3 separate regions of the Homo sapiens genome follow, and regions 2 and 3 are each linked to region 1. The links are chromatin loops, found by intact Hi-C in ENCODE. Cell type or tissue: B cell. All regions are shown on one strand.

Region 1 (5,000 bases):
TTTCAAACCAGGAAGTCCCCCCTGCTGTCTTTTTGTGTCCAATTGGCTTAGGAGCCCAGAGAAGAACGCTCTGAGATCACCCTTTCCTCCTCTCCTCTCCAGCCTCCCAGGCTGGACTCAGAGAGGGACAGGGTCGGGGAGGGCAAAGAAGAGAGGATTCTGGGAGGAGCTGAGAGTGAAGGGGGGGCCCAGGAGCCAGGAACAATCCAATAATGCATGGGCAGCCCAGATCGATCCCGCCTGCTGCATCTCCGGTCTCCCAGCCCACCCTGGGGACCAGGTCTCTCTCCTCCCTGCATCCCTAAGGCAAGGGTGGCATCATTGGAGCCCATGGCCAGGGGCTGAGACATGAAGGGATAGGGTAAACCAGACAGGGTGGGCAGTGAGGGAATGGTTATGAGCTGGATCAGTGTGTCAGACCTGGGTGCAGAGTCCAGCTGCACATCTGTGGGCAAGTCTCTTCTGTTAGAGCCTCGGTTTCCCTACTGGGGGGGTGGGTAGAGTGATCCTCCTCACCAGGGCTGAGTTAGCTCTGTGTATGTGAAGCACACGCATGTACACACACACACACACACACACACACACACACACACACGTCCTGGGGTCTATTTGTCTACTGTTGTAGCCACAACACCTGCAGATGGCAGGTGCTCAACAAATGCTCCATGACATAGGAAGAGATCCTCAACTGCAGGAGCCACTGGGCTGGCCCAGCCTCTCTCCCAGGGCTGGAAGTGAACTTCTAGGCTCCCTGCCCTGGCCTTGAACAGCTGGGTGCAGCAGCTCACTGAGCACAGGCTGCAGGACGGGGTAGATCCAGGGGGCAACCGAGGCTTGGCCTCAGACAAGTGGTGGCACCTGGGGCAATGGACTCAACTTCTCTTGGGCCTCAGTTTCTTCCTCTGGAAAATGGGGTTGGTGTTACCTCTTTCCTAGAGAGAAAATGAGATACAATCTAGAAAGGCTTTGGCAGAAGGCCTGGCACGTGGTGGGGACTCAAGAATAGAATTGAACACTTATTGAGCATTTAGTAGGTGCCAGGCCTTTTCTGAGCACTTTACATGAACTGTCTACTAGCATAATAATAATCGATGCTATTATAATCCCTACTTTACAAATGAGGGGACTAAGGCATAGAGAAACTAAGAACTCGCCAAAGGTCACCCTGTTTAACATATGAGTCAACTTTCTCATCCCTCTAACTCTTCCAGGATTCTCTGCAGTGAGTGAAATTTGCACCCCCTCTGTCTTGAACCTATGCTCCTAGGTTTGGCCCTTGGGAAGGGGCGTGTGGACTCACAGTTAGGGGGAGACCAGGGCTTTAGCCCCAGTCTGTTTTCCTCCTCTCACTGTTTTTTTTTTTTTTGAGATGGAGTCTCGCTGTGTCACCCAGGCTGGAGTGCAGTAGCGTGATCTCCGCTCACTGCAACTTCTGCCTCCAAGGTTCAAGCAATTCTCCTGCGTCAGCCTCCCGAGTAGCTGGGATTACAGGTGCCTGCTACCAGGCCCAGCTAATTTTTGTATTTTTAGTAGAGATGGGGTTTCACCCTGTTGGCAAGGCTGGTCTCGAACTCCTGACCTCAAGTGATCCGCCCACCTTGGCCTCGCAAAGTGCTGGGATTACAGGTGTGAGCCACCATACCCAGCCCTCTCAGTGTCTTTCTCATGTTACATGAACGAGGACCCTGAGGCCCAATGAGATGGTTCACCCAGGGCTGCTTGCCAGAGAGAGCTAAGCTGGGAATAGAACTCAGGACTGGCATCAGGTCGTGCTGGCTCTGAGGATCAGCATGTGTCTGAAGTCGCATCCCAGGATTCCCCCAGGGAGATGTCATTTCTGTTCCTCAGGAAGATCTCCTTCCTCAGTGTCTCTATCTCCTCTATGTCTCTGTCCTTGCCTCTTCGTTACATTTCTCTTTGGCTCTTTCTCTCTATCTTTCTCCCAGTCTCTCTTCCCCACGTCCTGTCTCTCTGCCTCCATGTCGCTTGTCCCCGTTTTCTTCCCTGTATCTCAGTCTCTGTGCTTCCCTTCCCATATCTCAGAGACTCTCCATTCCCTAAGTCTTCTCTTTCCTTCCTCTGCTGTTTCTTTTTCCCTTTGCCTTCCTCTGTCTCCATCTCTCCTTCTGGGTGTGTTCCTACCTTTCCTTCCAGAGCCTCTCGAAGCTGTCTCAGCCCTTGCCACCCGGATCCTGGTGGCTGCACGCCCTCTGCTGGTGCAGGTGAAGTTTAGATGGCTGTCACTAGACAGCCTGTCCTCTGGTTCCCACACCCTGGTGTCTACCTCTGACCCTCCTATCTGGAAAGCCTCCTGAGGTCTGGGGCTTTGTAGAAAAAGACGCAGGCTGTGCCGTGGATGCCTGGGAGCCTCTAAGAAAGGGGCCCTACCATCCCCATCAGACTGGGCTCTCTCACTTGGCAGATGAGTTTCAGAGAGGCAACCCCAGTGCCTCCTCCCCACCCTCTGAAGCCAGCTTTCACACCCGTTCAACCTACATCCGTCCGTTCACTCAACAGTAAGTGAGCTCCCACAGTGAGTCAGGAGTTGCTCTGGGGTCCCAGCCAACAGGGCAGTCTCTCCTTCTGGAGCACCTGAACTGAGGCGAGTGTAGACTGAAATGCTCTGTTAGTGTAAAGTACACGCTAGATCTTTAGGGCTTAGTATGAAAAAAACAGATTATCTGGATACATTTTTTATATTGGCTATATATTGGCTATATACATATATATATCTCTATGTATGTATATCCTGTATACATATATAATATACAGGGTATTAGTCTGGCTATATAAGGAAAATCCATTATCAACATTCATTTCACCTGTTCCTTTTTTCTTTTAAAAAATAATAAATTACCTATGTGGCTCATATTATACTTCCACAGGACAGCGCTGCTCTAGGGACTGGGAATACCAGAGTGAATAAAACAGACGCTGCCTTGTGGAGCTCATGCTCTAGCAGGGGAGACAGAGACAAAACATGACATACAGATGTGAGCACTGTGAAGAGAAATGAAGCGGGGCAGGGGAGAGAGTGTCACAGGGCAGCTGCTTTACATAAAGTAAGAAGTGCCATCTGGGCCGCGATCTGAATGGAGTAAGGGGTGCGGCTGCTTGCGCTCTCACACAGTCCAGCCTCCCCACAGGAGATAAGGGGTAGTGACAGGTGGGCGGGCATAGAGTAGGCACTTAATCTACCAGAGTCCCTTCCCTCCCTTCCACTCTGCACCCATGCAAAGGCTCAGCCACCCCCAGCCACCTCTCCCAAGTCCCCGAGTCACAGCCTGGCACCCATTCACCCATGGCTCCCTCCTCACCCTCCCCGGGGCAAATAGGGTTCCAGCCACTTACTTTCCGCAGTGGGGCCACCCACCGGGCCCTCGGGCAGGTCCATGGGCCACCCCTGCCGCGGCGCAGCTGCTGGCAAAGCTACCAGCCTCCCTCCTTCATGGGGAGGGATGGGAAAAGGACCAGCTGGCCCGAGCACTCCTGGAAGGAGAAGCAGGAAATGGTGTCCTCAGAGCAGCCACCAAGGGTCGGGGCCTGCCTAGCCCCACCTGTGCCCCAGGACCTCTGGGTCCTCACAACCTGTTTGTCACCCCCGCTGTGACCTGAGCAGCTCCGCTCTGACCTGTTTTATGGATTGGAGGTGTGGGCTGGAGAACGAGGTGGCTGACATCAAAGGGGCTAGTGGGTGGGTGGGGGAGGTCACTGCCTCCCTTTCTTCACATGGCTTGCCGCCGGTCCAGGCTGCCTGGTCCTCTTCCCTGGCCTTTGTCCCAGCCTCCTATCCCCAGGCTTGTCCTCCAGTCTGTCCCCACAGGGCCCCAGAGCTGACCTGCCCCTCCCCTGCTAAGTACCCTTCCATGGCTCCCTGAATCCTGGGTACGGGTGAGACCCTGGCCCTGACGCCAAGGCCCTGCATGGCTGACCGCCCACCTCAGCACCCCAAATCGCACATGATGCTCCAGCCACTCTGAGCTGCGGACCGCTCCCATGCCCAGGTCTCTGCCTGGGACGCCCTCCTGCATCCTGCTTCGGCTTCACGTGGCCTCTTCCGGGAAGCGAGGGGCCGTGTCTGGCTCCCACACAGCCCTGGGCAGCTGCCATTCTTGCCACATCAGCCTGGATTTGGCCGGCTGGCTTCTCATGGGAGTTTGATCCTGACTTGCCCCTGCTCCTGATCCTCCCATGGCTCCCTAATGCCCCCGGACTAAGTTCCAGTCCCTCAGGCTAGAGTGGCATTGAGTAGTCTCTGAAGCTCCTGCCTCTTCCTGTCCCTTTTCTCTCCGTCGGGCAACCCCTAGGTCTCTCCTCATCATGGCCCCAAACCTGCTGCTCCCCTGGGTTCCAACTCAGGATGTACATGGTCCCCCAAGCCCAGGCCACCTCCTCCTCATCCCTGCCAGCCCCACTTGCAGCTGCTCTGGGCAGTCCCTGCAGCAGTGACAGGAGTTTGGGGGGCCCCATCCTGCCTCCATTCCACCCAGGCCGACCCAAAACCTTAGTGGCCGCACTCTGGGGGCTAGAGAGAGACCTGGGCGCTGCTATCATCACAGCGGGCACGGGCGCCCCTTGGGGCCACCAGTCGAGCCTGGGCTCGCCTGTCCTCACCCAGCTCCCCCAGTGCCTGCTCTCCCCAAGCCACGTGAGCCCGCTGCCACCGTTCTGGAAACACGGGTCTTTGAAGAGAGGCCCTTCCAGGGTCTGGAACACCCTGCAGGGTGCAAAGGGGGGCGATGGCCTTGGCTGGGCCCTGGCGCACGGAGTGGGTTCGGGATGGAGTCCTGAGGGACCCCGGGGGTGTTGGTTGATCTCGGGGGTCTGACGGGACTGAGACGGGGACACTGAAGCAGGATGGGGCCCTGGCAGGAGCTCTGGGTGGTGTGGGCCTTGGCGGGCTTTCAAGGGCTCTGACAGGATTTTGGGGGGGTCTCTGACTGGATTTCTGGGGAGTGTCTGGCTGGATTTTGGAGATTTTGATTTCTGTGGGGGTCTCT
Region 2 (5,000 bases), 170 kb after region 1:
GCAGAGAACTTTAGGCTGATCTGCTAAAATACCAAAAAAAGAAATTTAAAAATAAAAAAACTGATCTGATCTTTGATGTCTTTACAAACAATTACAGGGTGACAACAGATGAGCCTAAAAGCAACCCCCATCCACAATGGGCATGCCACAGCTTACCTCCCCAACCTGAGAAGAGACAGTCATTGGATTTTGTTGTTAAGCTTGGCTGGAATTACCGTTACATTGTCTCAGTTAAGCCACATAAGTAATATCAGCAGGTTGTTTCAACTAACACAGGAGTGAGCCAACTTTTTCTGGAAAGAACCAGGTAATAGTATTTTGGGTTTTGTAGGGCATTTGTTTTCTGTGGCATAGTCATCTTTTTCTTTTTTCTTTTTGAAACAAGATCTTGCTCTGTCACTGAGGCTGGAGAGCTGTGGTACAATAATATCTCACTGCAGCTTCGACCTCCCAGGCTCAAGCGATCCTCCCACCTCAGCCTCCCGAGTAGCTGGGACTACAGGCGTGCACCAGCACACCCAGCTAATTTTTAATTTTTTGTAGAGACAGGCTTTCACCACATAGCCCAGGCTAGTCTTGATCTCCTGGGCTCAAGTGATCCTTCTGCTTCAGCCTCCCCAAGTGCTAGGATTACAGAGGTGAGCCACCACACCTGGCTTTTTTTTTTTTTTTTTTTTTTTAAACAATTCTTGGCTGAGCCGTGGCTCACGCCTGTAATTCCAGCACTTTGGGAGGCTGAAGCAGGTGGATCACTTGAGGTCAGGAGTTCAAGACCAGGACGGCCAACATGGAGAAACCCCGTCTCTACTAAAAATACAAAAATTAGCCGGGCATGGTGGCGGGCACCTTTAATCCCAGCTACTCGGGAAGCTGAGGCAGGAGAATGGCGTGAACCCAGGAGGCGGAGCTTGCAGTGAGCCAAGATCATACCACTGCTCTCCAGCCTGGGCGACAAAGCGAGATTCCATCTCAAAAACAACAACAACAACAACAACAACAACACATTCTTTAAAATATATGAAAAGCTTTGTTAGTTTATAGACCACACAGAAACAGGTCACAGGCCAGATGTATCCCACAGGCTATAGTGTGCCAACTCCTGATCTAGCACCATGTCGGTCCAACAAGGGGATTCTGGTGCCTAAACCAGCATTAGTTTGAATCCCCTACTTGGCCCCCTCAGGACTCAACTGCCATCTGGAGGGCATGACCACCAGGCTGTCCAGCGGAAAGAAAGATGCATCATTCCCAACAATGGTCAGCGGGCAAAATTGTACTTTTTTTTTGAGACGGAGTCTTGCTCTGTCACCCAGGCTGGAGTGCAGTGGTGTGATCTCGGCTCACTGCAAGCTCCGCCTCCCGGGTTCATGCCATTCTCCTGCCTCAGCCTCCTGAGTAGCTGGGACTACAGGCGCCCGCCACCAAGCCCGGCTAATTTTTTGTATTTTTAGTAGAGACGGGGTTTCACCATGTTAGCCAGGATGGTCTCGATCTCCTGACCTCGGGTCTCTGTAACTCCTCCAACACTTCTGTCTCAGGGACTATCCAAGATGCAGCCAAGAAGAGATGAAGCCTCTTCTGGGACTGCCACATTCAGTGACCAAACGGCCTGAGTAAAGTGTGTGCGGCCGGGTGTGGTGGCTCACGCCTGTGATCCCCCCACTTTGGGAGGCCAAGACGGGTGGATCACTTGAGGTCAGGGGTTCGAGACCAGCTGGCCAACATGGTGAAACCTATCTCTACTAAAAATACAAAAATCACCTAGGCATGGTGACGCCTATAATCCCAGCTACTTGGGAGGCTGAGGCAGGAGAATCGCTTGAACCCAGGAGGCAGAGGTTACAGTGAGCCGAGATGGCACCACTGCACTCCAGCCTGAGCAACAGAGCATCTGTCTCAAAAAATAAATAAATAAAGTGTGTGGATCAGGAAGAGGTAGGAAGGGGAAACCAGAAACCTTTTTGAGCTGATTCTTGAGGAAGATGATCCAACAATCAATAATACCAGACACCCGCAGATAGTGAGGAAGTTACAAAGTCCCATTGAATACCTTAAATATCAACCAAACTGCAATCAATGTCTTCCGGAGTTGGTGTTGGGGTTAGGTGGTTGCTGCCCCCTAGTGGACATCTTTAGGTTTAACATAGTGGAATGCGCCCAGCCGTTTAAGGGAACCCGTTTGAATTGAGGGCCCCATTGAGCCAGAGGAATTGCCTCAGGCAGGGGAGTGGAGGAGAGTTTTCTCCAAATGGGGTAGCTGCTGCGGGGTGCGGCGGCTCACACTTGTAATTCCAGCACTTTGGGAGGCCGTGGCAGGAGGATTGCTTGAGCCCAGGAGTTCAAGACCAGCATGGGCAACACAGCGAGACTCTGTCTCTGGAAAAAAAAAAAATTAAAAAATTAACCGGGTATGCTGGCGCATGCCTATAGTCCCAGCTACTCAGGAGGTTGAGGTGGGAGGATCGCTTGAGCCCAGGAGTTCCAGGCTGCAGTGAGCCACGATCATGCCACTGCACTCCAGCCTGGGCAACACAGCAAGACCGTCTCGAAACAGAAAACAGAAGAAACAGGGGTAGCTGTGACTTTTGTATGTAAAACTCAGAAGACCTGAGGACCAGACCAGCTGTGCTCTTAGACGTACCCTTTACCTTTGGCCATTTCCGGTATTGCTAGTGAAGCTGCAGTTAACCTACCCGAGAACAAGGGTGTGAGGCTGGGGAGTCAAAGGCCACCACAAGCCAGGCGTTTGCTTTCAAGGAGAGCTTAATAGTGATTCATAGCGGCCTTCTTTTCTTTTTTTATTATTTATTAGAAGAGAGACAGGGCCGGGCACGGTGGCTCACGCCTGTAATCCCAGCACTTTGTGAGGCAGAGGTGGGTAGATCCCAAGGTCAAGAGATCAAGACCATCCTGACCAACATGGTGAAACCCAGTCTCTACTAACAATACAAAAGTTATCTGGGCATGGTGGCAGGTGCCTGTAATCCCAGCTACTGGGGAGGCTGAGGCAGGAGAATCGCTTGAACCCCAGAGGTGGAGGTTGCAGTGAACCGAGATCGTACCACTGCACTCCAGCCTGGTCACAGAGCAAGACTCTGTCTCAAAATAAATAAATAAAATTTTAATTTAAAAAAAACAGAGATGGGTTTTCACTATGTCGCCCAGGCTGGTCTTGAACTCCTGGACTCAAGCAATCCACCCACCTCTTGGTGTGAGCCACCGCACCCAGCCCAGCTGCCCTTTCTTTTTAAAAGGAGTGTACTTGGTGGCCGTGTCAGGCAGGTGGCACTGTGGCACTGGGAAACGGCTTCCCGGAGCACTCCAGCAGCCATTTAGTCATTACAGTTGTGTTTCCTTTTCTACTGGGATCCCACATTGTTTCTGGTAGAGGTGAAGAGGGCGGCATATGCCACAGCCTCCGACTGGTAGAATCCTCTGATAACAAGGCATGTGTAGTTTTTTCGAGCATGTAAAGCATCAGTACCAATTACACCCGCTCAGTCGTGGAAACCACACAGCGGGACATTGAATTGGCTCTAGGTGCCACACCCAACGAGATCTCTTCAGCTTCCCTTCCCACTGGGAGCCTGACTGGTTGAATTCAGGTACTTGGACCAAGAAGTCTGTGGGTCAGGGACTACAGCCTCAGCCCTGGAGCAACTTGGGGCTGGGGGGCATCCCAGGGGGACAGCAAAGGCAGGGGAAAAAAACTCATTGTTGGTCGGGCGCGGTGGCTCACACCTGTAGTTCCAGCACTTTGGGAGGCCGAGGCGGGCGGATCACTTGAGGTCAGGAGTTCAAGACCTGACTGACCAACATGGAGAAACTCCGTCTCTACCAAAAATACAAAATTAGCCAGGTGTGGTGGTGCACACCTGTAGTCCCAGCTACTCAGGAGGCTGAGGCAGGAGAATTGCTTGAACCTGGGAGGCGGAGCTTGCAGTGAGCAGAGATCGCGTCATTGCACTCCAGTCTGGGCAACAAGAGTGAAACTCCATCTCAAAAAAAAAAAAAAAAAAAAAAAAAGGGCCGGGCATGGTGGCTCACACTTGTAATCCCAGCACTTTGGGAGGCAGAGGCGGGTGGATCATGAGATCAGGAGATCGAGACCATCCTGGCTAACACGGTGAAACCTCGTCTCTATAAAAAATACAAAAAATTAGCCAGGCATGGTGGCGGGCACCTGTAGTCCCAGTTACTGGGGAGGCTGAGGCAGGAGAATGGCATGAACCCAGGAAGCAGAGCTTGCCGTGAGCCAAGATCATGCCACTGCACTCCAGCTTGGGCGACAGAGCAAGACTCCATCTCAAAAAACAAACAACAAAAAAACTTCATTATTGACCTCTCTATCGGCTCACTTGGCTCCTCCCTCCAGGATCAGTGCCAGAGCTGCAACCCAGGTACCTCCCAGGACCCAGCAAGTTCTTAGGCACAGAGGCCCCTCTCTTTCTGCTCTTCCACAGATGGCCAGGCTCAGCCCTCCCAGTCCTCAGCATCTTTGACCAGCCCTGCACCCAGCTGTGGACTGGATCCAAATTGGACCGTGGTGGGGCCAGAAACACTCGCAGGGTGGGATCTTCACTAATGTTTTCAGCCCACTGAAGGCTCAATATCAAATAGCAAGGCAGGGCATAGCGGCTCATGCCTGTAATCTCAGGGCTTTCGGAGGCCGAGGTGATTGCATCACTTGTGCTCAGGAGCTCACGACCAGCCTGGGAAACATAGCGAGACCTCATCTCTACAAAAAAATTTTAAATTAGCTGGGTGTAGTGGTGCATACGTGTGGTCCCAGCTACTCGGGAGGCTGAGTGGGGAGGACCCCTTGGCCCTGGGAGTTTGAGGCTACAGTGAGCCATGTTTGCGCCACTGTACTTCAGCCTGGGTGACAGAGCAAGACCCTGTCTCAAAACAAAGAAACAAATAACAAGGTCCTTGTTGCTGATACCACTTCGGTTTCAGAGACCCTTTGACCCAGCGGCCACAGCCATGCTGCCTCTTGG
Region 3 (5,000 bases), 51 kb after region 1:
CAGCATCAGCAGTGGTGGCTTCTACGGAGTGAGCAGCCAGTATGAGAGCCTGGAACACATGACCCTCACCTGTTCCTCCAAGGTCTGCTCTTTTGGCAAGCAGGTGGTGGAGAAGGTGGAGGTGAGGCTGGAGGGGTGGAGCTCTGGGTCAGCACTTGGGGGTGCAGAATGGACCAGAAGCCATCATGACTCAGGCATTTGGGAGTATGCATGGAGGGAGTGGGTCCCAGCCTCTTTGAGGGTTTAATGCATGCGTTGGGAGCTAATGGGCAGTTCAGAAGTCACAGGCAGGGATCATTCTGCGGGCTGACAGGTAATGTGTAGTATAGAGACTTAGAGTCACTGAGATTGAGAAGGGTCTTATGGATATGGAGAGGTTCTTAGGGCAAGAAGGTTCAGAAGTCACACTTACAGTTGCTGGAGACTTGGGGAAGTCTCAAGTTTAGAAGTCAGAGTTTGAAGACGTCATGGAGGGGTCTTTGGAGGGTATCTGAGGGCTGGGAGGTTAGAGGAGTCCAGAGGTCTTTGGGGGTTCAGAGAATCACTTTGAGGGGCTTGTGATTTGCAGGCTCAGAGATCCTGATTCGGATCTCCGAGGGTTCAGGCCCAGTCTCCAGTCACTGTGGGTGGGGTGATGAAAGGAAGGTGGCAGTGAGAGTGAGTGTGGTGGCATCTTAGAGGCACAGGGTGGAGCTCAATTCCTGGGGTGACCCGTGGGTCTCTCAGCCACCATTTTCCCAACTCCCTTCCCCTTGGTTCAGACGGAACGGGCCCAGCTGGAGGACGGCAGATTTGTGTACCGCCTGCTGCGCTCGCCCATGTGCGAGTACCTGGTGAATTTCTTGCACAAGTTGCGGCAGCTGCCTGAGCGATACATGATGAACAGCGTCCTGGAAAACTTCACCATCCTCCAGGTGATGCCTGGGGCTGGGCTGGAGTGGGGCCCCCCAGTGTGGAGGGACAGTACCTATAACAGACCCTCAGTCTAGGGGATCTCCTCACCCAGGAACTGACACAGCAGGGACTCCAAAGTGAGCCCTCAGCCTGAGGCTCTTTTAACTAGGAAACTGATGCAGCGGGGACCCCACCATTGACCCTTAGTTTAGGGGACCCTTCACCCAGGGTGGGGATGTCACAGCACTCTCTCTCTTTTTTTTTTTGAGATGGAGTCTCGCTCTGTCGCCCAGGCTGGAGTGCAGTGGCAAGATCTCGGCTCACTGCAACCTCTGCCTCCCGGGTTCAAGTGATTCTCCTGCCTCAGCCTCCCGAGTAGCTGGGATTACAGGCACGCCCCACCACGCCTGGCTAATTTTTGTATTTTTAGTAGAGATGGGGTTTCACCATGTTGGCCAGGTTGGTCTTGATCTCCGACCTCAAGTGATCCACCTGCCTAGGCCTCCCAAAGTGCTGGGATTACAGGTGTGAGCCACCACGCCCAGCCCCACAGCACTCGCACATAAGGTGGGTCCCTCCTTCCCTGGTGAAGCTGACTGGAGGGCACTCGAAGGCAGATCCTCAGCTTGTCAAGGAACATGATATGGTGGGAGCCCCTTTAACTTTTTGGACTGCTGAGGCAGAGACCCCTTGACCGCGGAACCTGCAGGGAGGGTTCTCCCTTTACTTGTGACATGATGGGGACCCCTTTTACCCAGGGAATGTGATGTGATGGGAACCCGATTAACCCTGAGATGTGATACACCATAACTGCCAACGCTCAGCTGAGGGGTAACCCCCATTGCCCAGGGAACTGACTTTTGGGCATCCCTTTCTCCTGGGGAACATGATATGGTGGCGGCCTGTTTCCTGGAGATGGAAAAGAGCCTGCTGGGTATTCCATGATAGCTTGGCAGGGGGGCACAGGGGTCCCTGCCCTCCCTTCTAAGCATAAGTCCCTTGTCCTGGCCTTCCTGGCAGGTGGTGACAAACAGAGACACCCAGGAACTGCTGCTCTGCACCGCCTATGTCTTCGAGGTCTCCACCAGCGAGCGTGGGGCCCAGCATCACATTTACCGCCTGGTCAGGGACTGAAGGGGGACCCCAAAACTGGCTCACCCCCCAGAACACCCTCCTCCCAGGGAGGGTCCTCCAGCTCACCTCATGCTTCTTATTTGGGGAGAGGGCTGTGATGTAAAGGGGTTGACCTCAGAGGCCTAAGCAACTGGGGCCATCCCCCCCATTAGAGGGGCCCCCAAAACTTGGTTGGAGAGCTGAACAGGCTGGGACTGAGGAAAGGATAAACCCCGATATTGGGACCTCACAGTGGGTGTCTGAAAGGACAGATCACTCCGGAGTATCAGGGATTGTGGGGACAGGAGTGAGACAACCCCCCAGGTACAGCACTGGCTTTTCTTTTCAGCCCCTGACAGGCCACCCCCACTCCTCTGCATGTCTTGGAGAGCGCTAGTTACACATTGGCTTGTCCCCTTTACTTTTTCCCAGCCACCCCTCCCCCTGAAATTTCTGCCCCTCTCTACCACCCTCACTCCATGACCTGTGAGATCACAAAGTGAAGATGAACCCTTTCTGTGCAGGAGCAGAGCCAGGTGGGCCCTGGACATTTTTTTTTTTTTTAATATAACGAGATATTTATAAGTGGGTGCTAGGGTCTTGACTTTATCTCCGCTGCACAAGCAGTGTGTTGAACTTTCTAATCTCATCCCTCTCCTAAGTGAGCCCTGAGCTAGACGGTTTCCTTCCTCCCCTCTCAAAGTTTGTTTGTTTGTGTTCTGACAGAGGATAAAGCTATTTTACCAAAAACGCAGGGGATTTATTTGAGGTTTGGGTGAAAAATAATCTTGTGGGTGGTGGTAGGCCGACAGATGGGGACAGGAAGCTGTGGACGAAAGCCCCAGGTCCCGTGGGAGAGGTGACAGCAGCAGGGGCACGCAGCCACGTGGGTCCCCAGGGGAATGTGAAGGCGGAGGGCTCCAGGCGAACTGGGGATTAAACAAATATTTACAGGCAGCAGGGAAGTGCCCAGCGCACGTGACGGGGGCGGGGCGGGACTTTGGGGAGGGCGGGGCCTAACGGTATCGAGCGAGCCGGTTGTAGACGTGGTCCAGGTTTCTGCACAGGAATATCGAGAGCGTCATGAACCCGAGCTATAGAGAAAGGAGATGAGGTCAGAGAAGTCGAAGGGGTGCTGGCGAGACGGGGGTGATGCCCACCCGGGCGAGAAAGGTCAGGGGTGGGGCCGTGAATTGGGCGGGAAGGGGCTGGAGAAGGGGATAGGTAGAAAAGGGCGGGGCTCGACGGGAACTGCCGCAGGGCTGGCTGATGAGGCGGGAATAGCTGCTACAAGTGGGGGTAGAGGCTGAGAAGGAGTAAGGTCGGAAGCAAGCCCAGGGTCCTTTATTTTGGAGGCTCATCTGTCTTCCCCCTCTGCCTCAGCCTCTAATTGTGCCTCCTCTAATTCTGCGCCCGCACTTCCAGTGTCAGGCTGGTCCTCGTCTTGAACCCACAGCGGCCAGAGCCCCAGGGCCATGGGCAGCTTGCCCTGCGGTGCCTTGTCTCCCCAGTTGGGGCAGGCACCCGCCATGCCCCAGCCACCCCACAGACTGCCGCTGTGCCCGCCGCCGCCGTCAGCGATCAGGCTGGGCCCGGGGCTCGAATCCCCAGCGCCCGGCACGTGCGGCTCGCATTTCCGGCGGAGTGCCCTGCGCTGTAGCTGTACGCTCAGCACCATGACAGTCATCTGCGGAGAAAGGGGAGGGAGATCGCAGCCAATAGCAGGAGGCTTTCCCTGCGTACACCCAATCAGGGCTCCCTGAAGCTGGGCCGCCCCCACCCTCCGGTGCTGGGTGGAGCGGCGGGAGGGCCGGGGTGGGCTGCGCTCCGCCCTGAGCTCGTCCTTCCCAGGCAACCGAAGGACGCGAAATGAAGGGCAGGGCCATCTAGGGATTTAGGGCCGATCGCGGGTGGGGGCGGGGCCAGATCACCTCGAGTAGGCCGACGCCCAGGCAAATGCCCACTATGGAAATAAGGTTGTTGTGCAGCCACTTCTGGAGGCCCTGCGCGCAGCCCTGGGGGGTGTAGGGAAAAGTTAAAGGGATTCTTTCTGGGACTCTCAAGCCCAGGCCCAGCGTTCTTTTCAGGCCAACCCTCACCGTCTTCAGGCATCTACCCGCTCCCCTAGTCACCAGGGCACTCTAGTCTCCTTACTAGTGCACCCTCGCTTCACCTTTTCCAAGCCTGGCCCCTCCCTAGACATCTGTATTCCAGAGCCAGCCCAGCCTTTTCTTTAGGCCCTGCCCTTCCTGCAGACCCCGCCCCCTTCAGAGGGCCCCGCCCCTCCTGCCGTACCTTTCCTTTTCTCGTAGACCCCGCCCTTTCTCAGGCCGCTACTCACTGACAGCCCTCCCCCTCCCGCAGGCCCCGCCCCATTCGACAGGTTTATGCTCCGAACCCCTGCCCACCTCGCGGTAGATGTGGCTCTCTGCAGGGACAGCGCAGATGTCTGCACTGTGTCTGGACCGCGCCAGGTGTCCAAGCCTGCTGAGCTGGGGCAAGATCACCTTATCTAGGATTGTGGAGTCGTTGGTCGCCGACAAGTTGTAGCAGGAGCAGGGCACGCGGTGCGCCTCCGACCCGTTACCTCTCAGGATGAGGACTTGGAACCAGTCCTGCGGGTAGTGCCAGCCGCAGCAGCGCAGCTGGGAGAGGGATACGAGTCAGAGGGACCGGGACTGGAGACATATGATGTTGGGGATCAGGGGACAAGGTGATGGGTATGAGGTCAGGTCGGGGAGCAGGGGACTAAGTGGTGGGTGTGGAGTGGGGGACAGTGGGCTGGGGTCACGATGGGGCCGGAGCCAGGGGACATTACGGGAACATGGGGCTGGGAAAGACGAGTCACGGGGTGACCTGGGGCTGGGGAAGGAGCTGCAGGGTCGCGCTGTGGACTAGAGATTGGGTGGGTGGTGCAATTGAGCCTCTGATACCCGACAGGTGAATAGGAGTGCGAGACCATGTGAGTCTCATCGGGGGCGGGGTCCGGTGGA

What was found. Peaks named below come from ENCODE experiments on the same cell type or tissue, not always from the same donor. Only the 100,000 strongest peaks of a DNase experiment are listed, where the experiment ranks them.
Region 2: a loop joins it to region 1, with 5 times the contacts of the local background. A loop is called at or near these places in 3 of 110 quality-filtered maps.
Region 3: it touches region 1 in a loop (5-fold over the local background); 3 of 110 quality-filtered maps call a loop at or near these places.

The regions. Positions count from the first base shown.
Region 1 is chr19:49,389,278-49,394,277 of GRCh38, reverse strand. KASH5 (KASH domain containing 5) reads right to left here. Exons shown (of 20, transcript NM_144688.5): 2 at 3,352-3,489. The coding sequence starts at 3,394. Among named protein-coding and RNA genes, the nearest start is that of KASH5, 3.5 kb to the right of the region's middle. In B cell, CTCF peaks have their summits at 2,007 and 2,206 (motif pointing left); DNase peaks (open chromatin) are centred at 2,217, 3,067, 3,947 and 4,195; H3K4me3 peaks cover 744 bases; H3K27ac peaks cover 1,326 bases.
Region 2 is chr19:49,223,331-49,228,330 of GRCh38, reverse strand. All of the region lies in intron 1 of LOC107985340 (a long non-coding RNA gene), which reads right to left. Among named protein-coding and RNA genes, the nearest start is that of TRPM4, 68 kb to the right of the region's middle. RefSeq lists an enhancer at 2,203-2,252. In B cell, CTCF peaks have their summits at 1,947, 2,146 (motif pointing left) and 3,268; DNase peaks (open chromatin) are centred at 2,120 and 3,310.
Region 3 is chr19:49,338,352-49,343,351 of GRCh38, reverse strand. CD37 (CD37 molecule) reads right to left here. Exons shown (of 8, transcript NM_001774.3): 6 at 4,416-4,652; 7 at 3,939-4,022; 8 at 2,746-3,101. The coding sequence ends at 3,024. TEAD2 (TEA domain transcription factor 2) reads left to right here. Exons shown (of 13, transcript NM_001256660.2): 11 at 1-121; 12 at 762-914; 13 at 1,915-2,757. The coding sequence ends at 2,028. It also overlaps a transcript of SLC6A16 not described here. Among named protein-coding and RNA genes, the nearest start is that of CD37, 5.4 kb to the right of the region's middle. RefSeq lists enhancers at 164-263, 2,913-3,888. In B cell, no CTCF peak of the experiment used is centred here; DNase peaks (open chromatin) are centred at 491, 2,891, 3,851, 4,381 and 2 weaker places; H3K4me3 peaks cover 2,569 bases; H3K27ac peaks cover 4,210 bases.